Linked DNA regions of Homo sapiens: region 2 is linked to region 1. Evidence: chromatin loops called from intact Hi-C (ENCODE). Cell type or tissue: Calu3. All regions are shown on one strand.

Region 1 (5,000 bases):
AGCGATCCTCTTGCCTCAGCCTCACAAGTAGCTGGGATGACAAGTGCCCACCACACGTCCAGCTAATTTTTGTATTTTTAGTAGAGATGGGGTTTCACTATGTTGGGCAGGCTGGTCTGGAACTCCTGACCTCAAGTGATCCACACACCTCAGCCTCCCAAAGTGCTAGGATTACAGGCGTGAGCGACCGCGCCTGGCCTAGAGCTTTTTAAAAACAGAAATGGACTGTATTGTTTCTTCAGTTTTGCTGCTTGCTTTATTCCAGTTAGCATTATACTATAGGAATATTTTCATAACATTAAAAACTTTTCATGTGTAATAGTGTGTCTTGGGATGCATCATATTTAATTAACCATATCACTGGGCATCTAAGTCGTTTCCAGAAGTTCAGTGTTGTAAGTAACCCTCAGTAAAAATCTTTTTATGTAAACCTTTGTCTGTATCTTAAGTGGTTTCTTCGAGATAAATCTGTAGCAATCATGGGCTTTTTTTAGTTGTTACATATATAATTTTTTTTTGCTTTTTAAAAATTGATACATAATGTACATATTTATAGGGTGCATATGATATTTTGATAGATGTATACAATGTGCAGTGGTCAAATCAGAGGCATTGAGATTTCCATCATCTCAGAAATTTATCATTTTTTTTGTTGGAAACATTCCAAATCTTCTCTTATAGCTATTTTGAAATATATTATAAATTATTGTTAACTAGAGTCACTCTACTGTGCTATCAAACACTAGATCTTATTCCTTCTATGTAACTGTATTTTGTACCTATTAATCACCCTCTTTGTTCCTTCTCCCTTCTCTTCCCAGCGTCTGGTAATCATCATTGTATTTACTACCTGTGTGAGTTGTTTTTTTCTAGCTCCCACATATGAGTGAGAACACACAATATTTGCCTTTCTGTACCTGGCTTATTTCACTGAACATAATGTCCTTCAGTTCCATCCATGTTGCTGCAAATGATAAGATTTCATTCTTTTTATGGCTGAAGAGTACTCCGTTGTGTATTTATATCACATTTTCTTTATCCATTCATCTGTTGATGGACAGTAAGGTTGATTCCATGTCTTGGCTATTGTGAATAGTGCTGCAGTAAACATGGGAGTGCAGGTATCTTTTTGATACACAGATTTCCTTTCTTTTGGCTACATACCCAGCAGTGGGATTGCTGGATCATACGGTAATTTTATATTTATTTTTTTGAGAAACCTCTGTACTGTTTTCTGTAGTTGCTGTACTAACTTACATTCCCACCAACAGTGTATGAGTGTTTCCCTTTTTCTGCATCCACCTCAGCATCTGTTATTTTCTGTTTTTTTTTGTCATTGTTGTTGTTTTTTGTTTTTTTTTAGTAGCCATTCTAAATGAGGTGAGATGATATCTTATATGGTTTTGAGTTGCATTTCACTGATGATTAGTGATGTTGAGTATGTTTTTCATGTACCTGTTGGCCATTTTGTATATCTTCTTTTGAGAAATGTCTATTCGGATCTTTTGCCCATGTTTTAATCAGATTACTTATTTTATGAACCTTTTTTTAAAGCTGGTGGGACAACTCACCAAATTTATTTCCAAATTTATCAATTTATACTCCCAGTATGACTTGCAATGTTTGTCTTTCTGTGCCTGGCTTATTTCACTTAACATAATGTCCTTCAGTTCCATCCATGGTCATGCAAATGACAAGATCTCATTCTTTTTATTGGCTGACTAGTACTCCATTATGATTTCCTTTCTTTTGGCCATATACCTAGACATGGGATCGCTGGATCATATGGTAGTTTTATTTTTACTTTTTGAGAAACCTCCGTACTGTTTTCCAATGAGATTTCCTATTCTTTGCATTTCCCTAAATTTATTTGCTCACCATTGCCCAGGCACCATTGTGCAAACATTCTTATCACCATCATCAATGACCCTAACTTAGGGCCATATATTGTGTACCTAAACCTTATCCTGACTTTGGAAAGACTAAAGGGATTGGTCACAGGGCCTGCTCTGCAGGGCCTCCCAGGCAAGGATTCCTTTTACTTTCCTAAACTAATATGGCCCCTTAACAGGGAGCGCACATTAAAGTTAGGATCTGATATGAAATCTAAAAAGGGCTTGCTTGTTTTTTTTTGCCCTTGGTGATTCTTTAGTTTTGCCTCTGGATGTGTTTCAGCTCCTTGGCTGGTTGTGTAGTCAGTTCTGGCATGGCTTAAAGTGGTTAACCTCTTTTGTGTTTATCAGAACTGGTGTCCTTATCTGCCTTTTATGGAGAAAGGCCTTTCTGGGCAGCAATGTTGAATGAGCCTGGAAAGCCTAGATGTGGTCATTTAATTTCTCTTTTAGGCTACTGTTGTCTATGGCTCACCAAGAGCAGGCTGATTAGGAAGCTGAAGTGTCTGGTGTCACCTTGATTAGGTCAACTTCAATGTCAGGTGAAATAAGATCCAATGCATTCAGGTGTTTCTGGAGTTTGTGGTAGGTAATCAGGATGAGTTAAATTTAGCTGGGATTCATTTGGCTGGAATATTGAAAATAAGAGAGTTCCCTGAATATAGATGCTGGAGAGACAGCCTAGCATCTGGGGAAAAGGATGTGTTTTTCAGTTATGGGGATCCAGATTTGGGGCTGTTTCTCTTTCCCCCATTACATATCATTTTCACTGTGTTTTCTATTTCTCTCTTTACTTATCATTGGTTAAGTCTGATTATGTGCCCTTCACTGATGTTTGGGGTTGAGTATGTTTTCAGGCATATATTTGATACGGACACTCTATGTTACGACACTTCAGTTTTGTAGAGACTGCCTTTATTGTACACTCTTCTGGCAGTTTAGGTGTGCTGCCACCAAGTGGTAGAGTACCTGAGCTCAGTTGCCCAAGAAGACATAGATGGGTTTTGTCAGAGGCTCCAATGGTTCTATTCTGGTTCTCTCCTCATTAAATCTGGGATTTTCCAAGCTTTACTGTTTAAAATTTTATTGAAACACTGAAATTTAAGCAACCAATAAGCAAGGATTACTCTTCTTCAACTACAAGTGAGTTTGATACAATCTTTCTCAAAGAACTGTAGTAAATGATAGATAAAATAATGTTTGTGAAAATGTTTCACCTGCTATGTTGAAACTGGGAATTTTATAATAATGCTATTTTGGGGATATAAATAGTGTGGTGTTTCTATAATAATTCTTTTTAAAATAAAATCAAATTTAAAAAAACTAAAACACTAACAAAAAACATTCCTGTTGGTTTTGCCTTCATCTTTGGTAGATCTGAAGTTGCAGTGCCCCAAGCGAACTTATCTCTTGGAGCTCCCACTGTCCCCCTGACCTTTTTCATCAGCCACAAACATTGAAGATAAAACATTGAAGATAATTTGTCTTTTCAGACCTTCCTTTCCAGACAATATTTTCTTTCTCTCAACATGGAAGATGAGTACAAGAAAAACAAAACTATCTAGGGTTTCTGTTGCAGAGAATTTAGCTTGGGTGTAGGCACTCATCAGTTGCAGAAGATTTCTGTACCAGTTTGCCTCTGTCACTTGTATTGAAAAAAAAAAGTCTCCCCCTCGCCTTCTCCACCCCATCTCATGTTTTCTTAGATTGCTTTAGAAAAAAAGATTTATTCAGAATTTTGTTCTCAAAAGTCCAGCATTACCTAAACAAAACAAGTGATTTGAACAGCATTTAAAGATTTTTGAATCTGGAAAACTCATATAATGGGGGTGAGTCCCATCCCTTCTATGAGATCTGAGTGTCCTGAGAGAAACCACACAACTTTCTCTCTGATAGGTGGTGAACCTCTTGCAGGTTGGAATGGTTGGTTTTGTTTCTTGCCCCTGAGGGTGTGGAGCACCACCTTGCAAACTGGCTGAATTCAATTAGACTGGAGGCTCCCCAAGGAAAAAGGAGAGGGCTTCACCCCCCCCATACTCCTTAGGGCCAATGCCGGGATCTCTATTTCAGACATGAAGTACCTGAGGCCAGACTGAGGTTTCCTTCAGGAGGTTCTCTTTCCTCTGTCCGGGGCTGTGACCACAGGGGGTTACCCAGGCCAGAGGTGGGTGGACTGGCACTGTGGCAGAGTGGGGCAGAGCCTTCTGCCAGGGGACGGAGCATGGATGTACCTGCGAGGGAACTAGCAGTGGACTCAGTCTCACCAAGGAGCTATATTCTTGTTTCTAAATTAAGCAAGTATGACAGCCAGCCCCATTTCTCCTGGAACTTAGATGGGAGCACTTTGTCAGCCATGGTGACTCAGCAAGGATGAATGTTTTTCGGATAATTTACTGACGTAATTCAAGCATGTGTCCTGATGGCCCTGGCCCCTCTTTCCTTTTCTCTCAGAGCCTCCTTCCTCTCTGCATTTCCCATTTGTTCTAGGTCAAGTGAGGACCAGCCTTGGTTTTGAGAGCTACTAAAAAACTCTAAAATCAGTACATTTTTCTCCCTTGCATCTCCCAGACTGTTCTGTCCGGAGCTGGAATTTTATCTGTTTCCATCGCTAGTAATGCATGTGCCAGGTTTTGGCCTGGTGCCTGAGACAAGGTCTGAACCTTGTCCTGTGATGCACTCCACCCTGGTTCCCTACACAGGAAGAGAATGTCCTGGATCTCCAGACCATAAGCTGTTTTCCTTTGCAGGAAATTCAGGCTTCACCCTCATTGGCTGAAGAGAAACTCCCTGTTTTGAACTTGGAGGAAAGCAAGACCATTCCTCACCCTCTTGCAGCTCTGACTATGAAGGAGTGCTGCATTGGGAAGATTGCACATTGGTTCAGATTTAATTCTGTGGATACACAGGACACTTGTTTAGTTCTTACATACACACAAACTCAGAGGGAATGGTCAAATGATCTCTTGGCTGAATTTGCAGATTAATGGGGTGGGGAATGGGGGAGGGACCCAGTTCTTGCCTTCAGGAGGTTTGTGGTCTGGTTAAGGTTTCAGAATCCACAGGAGAAGACAAAAACTGAAAGCTTCCAAGGCAGCAGCCACACAAGCA
Region 2 (5,000 bases), 120 kb before region 1:
CAAGAAGTAGAGAAGTAGAAGGTCTTTTCTGATGGAATAAGACTACAGAGCCATGAAAAACCTTGATTTAGGCCCCAAAAGCTATTTGGAGAAGAAGTGAGCCTTCTGTAGGGGAGCATTGTAATCCAAGAACTTCATGCAGGTGACTGTGGTATGGTGCCGAGGTCTTCCTACTTGCCTCCTTCTCAGATGCTCACTGTGTCCTTTTCAACTGGTCCTGAAGAGTTCTGTGGTCCAGAGTCATCTCATTGGTCTAAACATTGTGTGCTTGTTCCCTGTCCCCTCCTCTGTGTTAGCTGCCCTGTTGGCTTGGTTATATCTCTGCACAGGGATAGAAGCAGCTTTCCATCCCAGAAAATCATGGAGTTGTTCTCAGACATTTGCATTTGACATCTAGAGAGCCAAGCAGAAACTATGAATTGTGAAATTGAGGGCATAGAGGCTTACGAGTAAAACTGCGTACAGCCGTATTCAGCATGCTCATATTTGGGTGTTCCTAAGAAAATTCCTAAAAGTCACAGTCATTGTGCTCAGGCAGCTTTTGTTTGAGGAAGGTCCGTCATACTCAGGAGCATTAGCAGAACGGTGCCCCAGCATCATGGTGGCATGGAAAGCCACTTAGATAGGCTTGTGCTGTCTATTCACAGATCCCAAGGGTCCCATGTTCTTCCTACTGTTGTCTTTTGCTCTGCTAGAGGGCAGAGCACTCTCTACGTCTGCTTCACTGCTCTGCCTTAAGTCCTGTCTGCTTTAAGGATCAGCTCAATGCCTGTCCATAGTGACTCATACTCCAGTTTGCACCCTGCATTTAGAACAGAGCCCCTTCTCACTTTACCCACCCAACTAGAGACATACTCTTTAAGGGTGGTATGTTTTGTAAGGTCAGGGAATATGTCTTGTCTTAGGCACTGCACTTGGTGGTTAGGTGTGGGATGTGATGCTCTACTTCAATCTCCTGGACAATGGCACCAAGAGGCAAGGGAGAAGGAAGTTCATGATGGGTGGAGGTTGGATAAAGGATAAGATAGAGCTTGGTCTTCTGTTGTAAAGAAGACCAGAGGTTGTAATAATCACGTCGCCTTCAATCACCCATTCACTCTATCACCATGGCCCTATGGGCAGGGCTGTTCTCCCTTCTTCTGTTTTCATTCCCCAGGAAACCTCTTTTGGGCCTTGCTTTCCCCTCTAAAGCCAAGGTCATCAGTGAAGTTTGTTTTAACCTCATTTCATCTGTGAAAGGGGTTGGATGGGTAAAGTGAGAAAAAGAAGGCAGATGACAACATTCCATGTGATGTGTTCTGGAGCCCTGCCCCTTCAAGGAACTTCCAGAATGTCTAGCTCGGTAACAGAATATGTGCTTTATAAATGTGTATTGTTTGATAACTGATTAACATTTGCCAAGCCACATAAAAGCAAGTGAAATGAATAACAACTCACTTACCTATTTTGGGGACAACTTTTACCATTCAGGACATAGAAATAGCCTTTCTAGTGGAAAGCCCATGTGACCAGAACTTATTGACCTATGGTAGTGTATAAATTAAAGTTCCTGATTGGGCCGTCTTTAATATTTTCCAGGACAGAGATTAGAGGGAGGTGCTCTGGGCTGCTGATACCTTAGTGATATCTACCCATGAAGGAGGAGAGAGTGAAATCCTTAGATATTTAGTATATCTCTGAATATGTTAAATGTATATTCAGAGCTCTCTGAACTTCTCAGTGTAGTCTGCAATGGTTAGGTAGTTTACTATTTTCAAGAAGTAAAATTATTAGATTTTTTTTAAAAACTGCTTAAAGACTAACATCAGTTATCTGGAAACATACATGGGGTACCGTCTTTTCCAGTGATACTTTAAAAATGACTATTTACCAATAATATCAAGTTTTGTTGAGACTATGGAGTTCCTGGAACTTACTTTGCTGGTGGGAGTGTATATTTATACAGCACTTTAAAGAGAATTTTCATGATATCTATTATGCACACCCCATGAACCCATAATTCTACACCTGGATATACCCAATAGATTTGAACTCCATCTAAAAACAAAAACAAAAGCATGTACAAGAATGTTCATATCAGCTTTATTCATAACAGCCTCAAACTGGAAACAACCAAAATGTTGTTTCCAACAACAGTAGAATGGATAAATACATTGTATATCAACGCCACAGAATGTTATACAGAAAAGATAAAGAGCGCACTATTGGCACTCTAATAGTATAGAAGCATCTTAGAAGATTGCGAAAGGAAGCCAGACATAAGAGAATACATATTGTATTCTCCCACTTATATGACCAAACAAACCTAATGTGTGGGACAGAGGTCAGAATAATAGCTATTCTTGACTGGAAGGGGGCATGAGGGAGCCTTCTGGGTAGCTGTAAATGTTCTAAATCTTGGTCTGGTGATTATATTAGTGTATAACATATGCAGAAATTCACCCAGCTGTACCCTTATGATTTGTATACTTTGTGCAAGTTATGCTTTAATGAAAAAGCAAAGAAAAGGAAGAGAGATTGCTGAAGTGTGATGCTGAGTAATTTGCCACAGACCCCAGTGTCTTCTATATGTCTGAAGGTTAACAGATAATATTCTTAAGGTTCTTGCCCCTGAAACTTCTTGTGAATTTTAGCATATTTTTCCTGCTTCCAACTTGCTCTGGAAAGAACTGGAGTCTGTGACTCAGGAGTCCTCTGCTATAGTCTCTCAGCCCCAGTTACCAACTGTGTTTACTTACAGGTCAGTTCTTCAAGGAGTATATGAAATAGACCTTCCAGTCACTCCTCTACCTTTGACCCATGGGGTCTGGTGAACATAAAGTGAGGTATAAGCTATCAAGGAGTTTTTGAAAAACATTAAAAGGGCCACCCAAATACTAAGAAGTAAGATTGTACTTGAACTTGATGAAATTGATGGCAGCTACTGATTAGAATCACATAAGGTGCTGTTGACAAAGACAATGCTGTGACTTTAAAGAATTGGGCAGTGATTTATGAATCATCATGGTACTTGGCTCAGGGCTCTCAGTGGCAGCTGTGACATCAGGGTGTAGGAACACATGAGGTGACTTGTGTGTTGGGAAATTGTGGTGATTACAGAAGCAGCCACTGCCGGGAGGTCAGCATCACATGCTTAGAATGATGGTTCTTTTCCAGGTGAAGCCCTTGGACTACTGTGGCCAAGTGAACAGTGCCCTGTTTAGACAACCCAGGCCCATTTCTGGCTTTTCCACCAAATAATTATGTGACACAAGGCAATCTGTTCGCTTCCCTGGACCTTAGTTCCTCCTCTGTAAAATGGGGGAAATGATGTCATAAGTCCCTCTGAGCTCTAACTTCCTCCATGTCTTCCCCACATAGCCAGTTCTCACTTTTTTTCCGTATGTGTATTATATGGTCAGTTTTAAATCTGGAACAGTCTTCTTTTCATGTGGCTGTTTTTTACAAGTAGATCTTTAAGAAGACAACTCAGCTGCCAAGAATCATGTTGTCTCCTAACAAACAATATCCATTATTCTGGAATATTGATTATCCATCATTTCAACAACCCAGTATCTCTTTCCATCATTAGTGCTGATGACTGGGTGCTGCCTGAATTACACAACCACTTTCCTATCCCTCCAGCCTCCTCTACCCTGTTGGAGCCCCAGGTGGACATGTCTTGATGAGCAAAGCTGTGCATTAGTAATGCTTAGTTTGGGGCCACATTTTCCTAAGGTTTGTGAGGGAAGCTCAATCATCACTTCAAGTGCCCAGAGCCTAGAACCCGAGCCGGTGAGAACACTGATGGGAGGAGAAGAAACTTAGTGAGAGGGAGCCTCCATCACTGGGAAGTGAGCACTGCAGCACCGCACAACACATACTCCTGGACTTCTTTCCTGGCCTGAGCTTTTCAAGGCTGAATGAATGTGCAAAGCCAGGAAGAAAATACCTTACTCTCCTCTGGTCAGCCTGGGCAGAGATCTTCTTTTACACACGGCAGGACTTGGGGAAGGAAGAGGAGGATGATGAGGCCAGGAGAAGGTGACTTTGTTGTGTCTGGGAAGGAACCAGGGCCTTGTAACTCAGAGAATTGGGGAAAAGCTTTGTGGCACCTTCATTTTTCTGGCTCCTTCATGGCTGTTTTGGCAGGGATTTTTGCCCCGTCTCACATTCCAAGTTCTTTCATGAGAGCTTTGTGGGTCAGAGGCAGGGAACTAGACCAGACCTTAACCTCTGAAGACACAAATTCTCCCCTGGCAGCCCCTGTCTCTTTGGGAGTTGTTCTGGTTCCTCCTGCTGGGGCATTTACACTGTTTTCTCTGAAGTCAAATCCATCTTCCTCTCTGTCCTCTGGAATTTGGTTTCTGAGGCACTTAGTAGGTGATAGCATGACTGACTGCCTCACTGACCACTTCCAGATGAGGGTTACTCTCCTCACAGCACGGCCTTGAGGCAGCTCATGCCAGGGATGCTGCCTGTGTTCCAACTGTGGATCTGCATTCTGGGAACAGCCAATTGATCTGATGGTGCGGGGTTACTTTTTATTTTTTAAATTTAAAAATTAAAAAAAATATATCCTTAGTGGTGATTAAAACTTCAGAACTGTTTTTGAATACTAATTTGGTTTTTGGAAACAGCCCAACTCCATTCGGGAAAATCTGGGGAAGAGGGAATCAAATCTGGGCAAGCTGGGTGACAGTATTTTAGTTTAAAAAACAAAACAACAACCTTCCTCTCTCCCCCACCTCAAAAAAACACAACACAAGGTTTGTCTATTAAGTAATGAAACAGTTTGCTTGTTTTTAAATTTAGAACGACAGTCGAGGCTGTTTTCAGAAGTTCAAAAATGTTTAGTGTCTGCTAGAATAAGCACAGAGCCCCGGAGGTAGCTAACAAGGACAGCCCTCATTTCTGTCTTCAATTCAGGAGGCCACAGGTCAGGATCTGTGGCATTGTGGAGGGCCCACCCAGGGCACTGCCTGTGATTGCAGACCCACTCCTGTGCCTTATGGGGAGGG

What was found. A loop is a pair of places that touch in the nucleus more often than their neighbours do. Peaks named below come from ENCODE experiments on the same cell type or tissue, not always from the same donor. Only the 100,000 strongest peaks of a DNase experiment are listed, where the experiment ranks them.
Region 2: a loop joins it to region 1, with 2.1 times the contacts of the local background. A loop is called at or near these places in 1 of 110 quality-filtered maps.

The regions. Positions count from the first base shown.
Region 1 is chr3:124,244,338-124,249,337 of GRCh38, forward strand. All of the region lies in intron 3 of KALRN (kalirin RhoGEF kinase), which reads left to right. Among named protein-coding and RNA genes, the nearest start is that of MIR5002, 110 kb to the left of the region's middle. RefSeq lists an enhancer at 3,500-4,699. In Calu3, no CTCF peak of the experiment used is centred here; a DNase peak (open chromatin) is centred at 2,844.
Region 2 is chr3:124,128,613-124,133,612 of GRCh38, forward strand. The region is part of intron 1 of KALRN (kalirin RhoGEF kinase); the gene reads left to right. MIR5002 (microRNA 5002) reads left to right here and starts at 4,317; the gene lies at 4,317-4,413. In Calu3, no CTCF peak of the experiment used is centred here; a DNase peak (open chromatin) is centred at 3,059.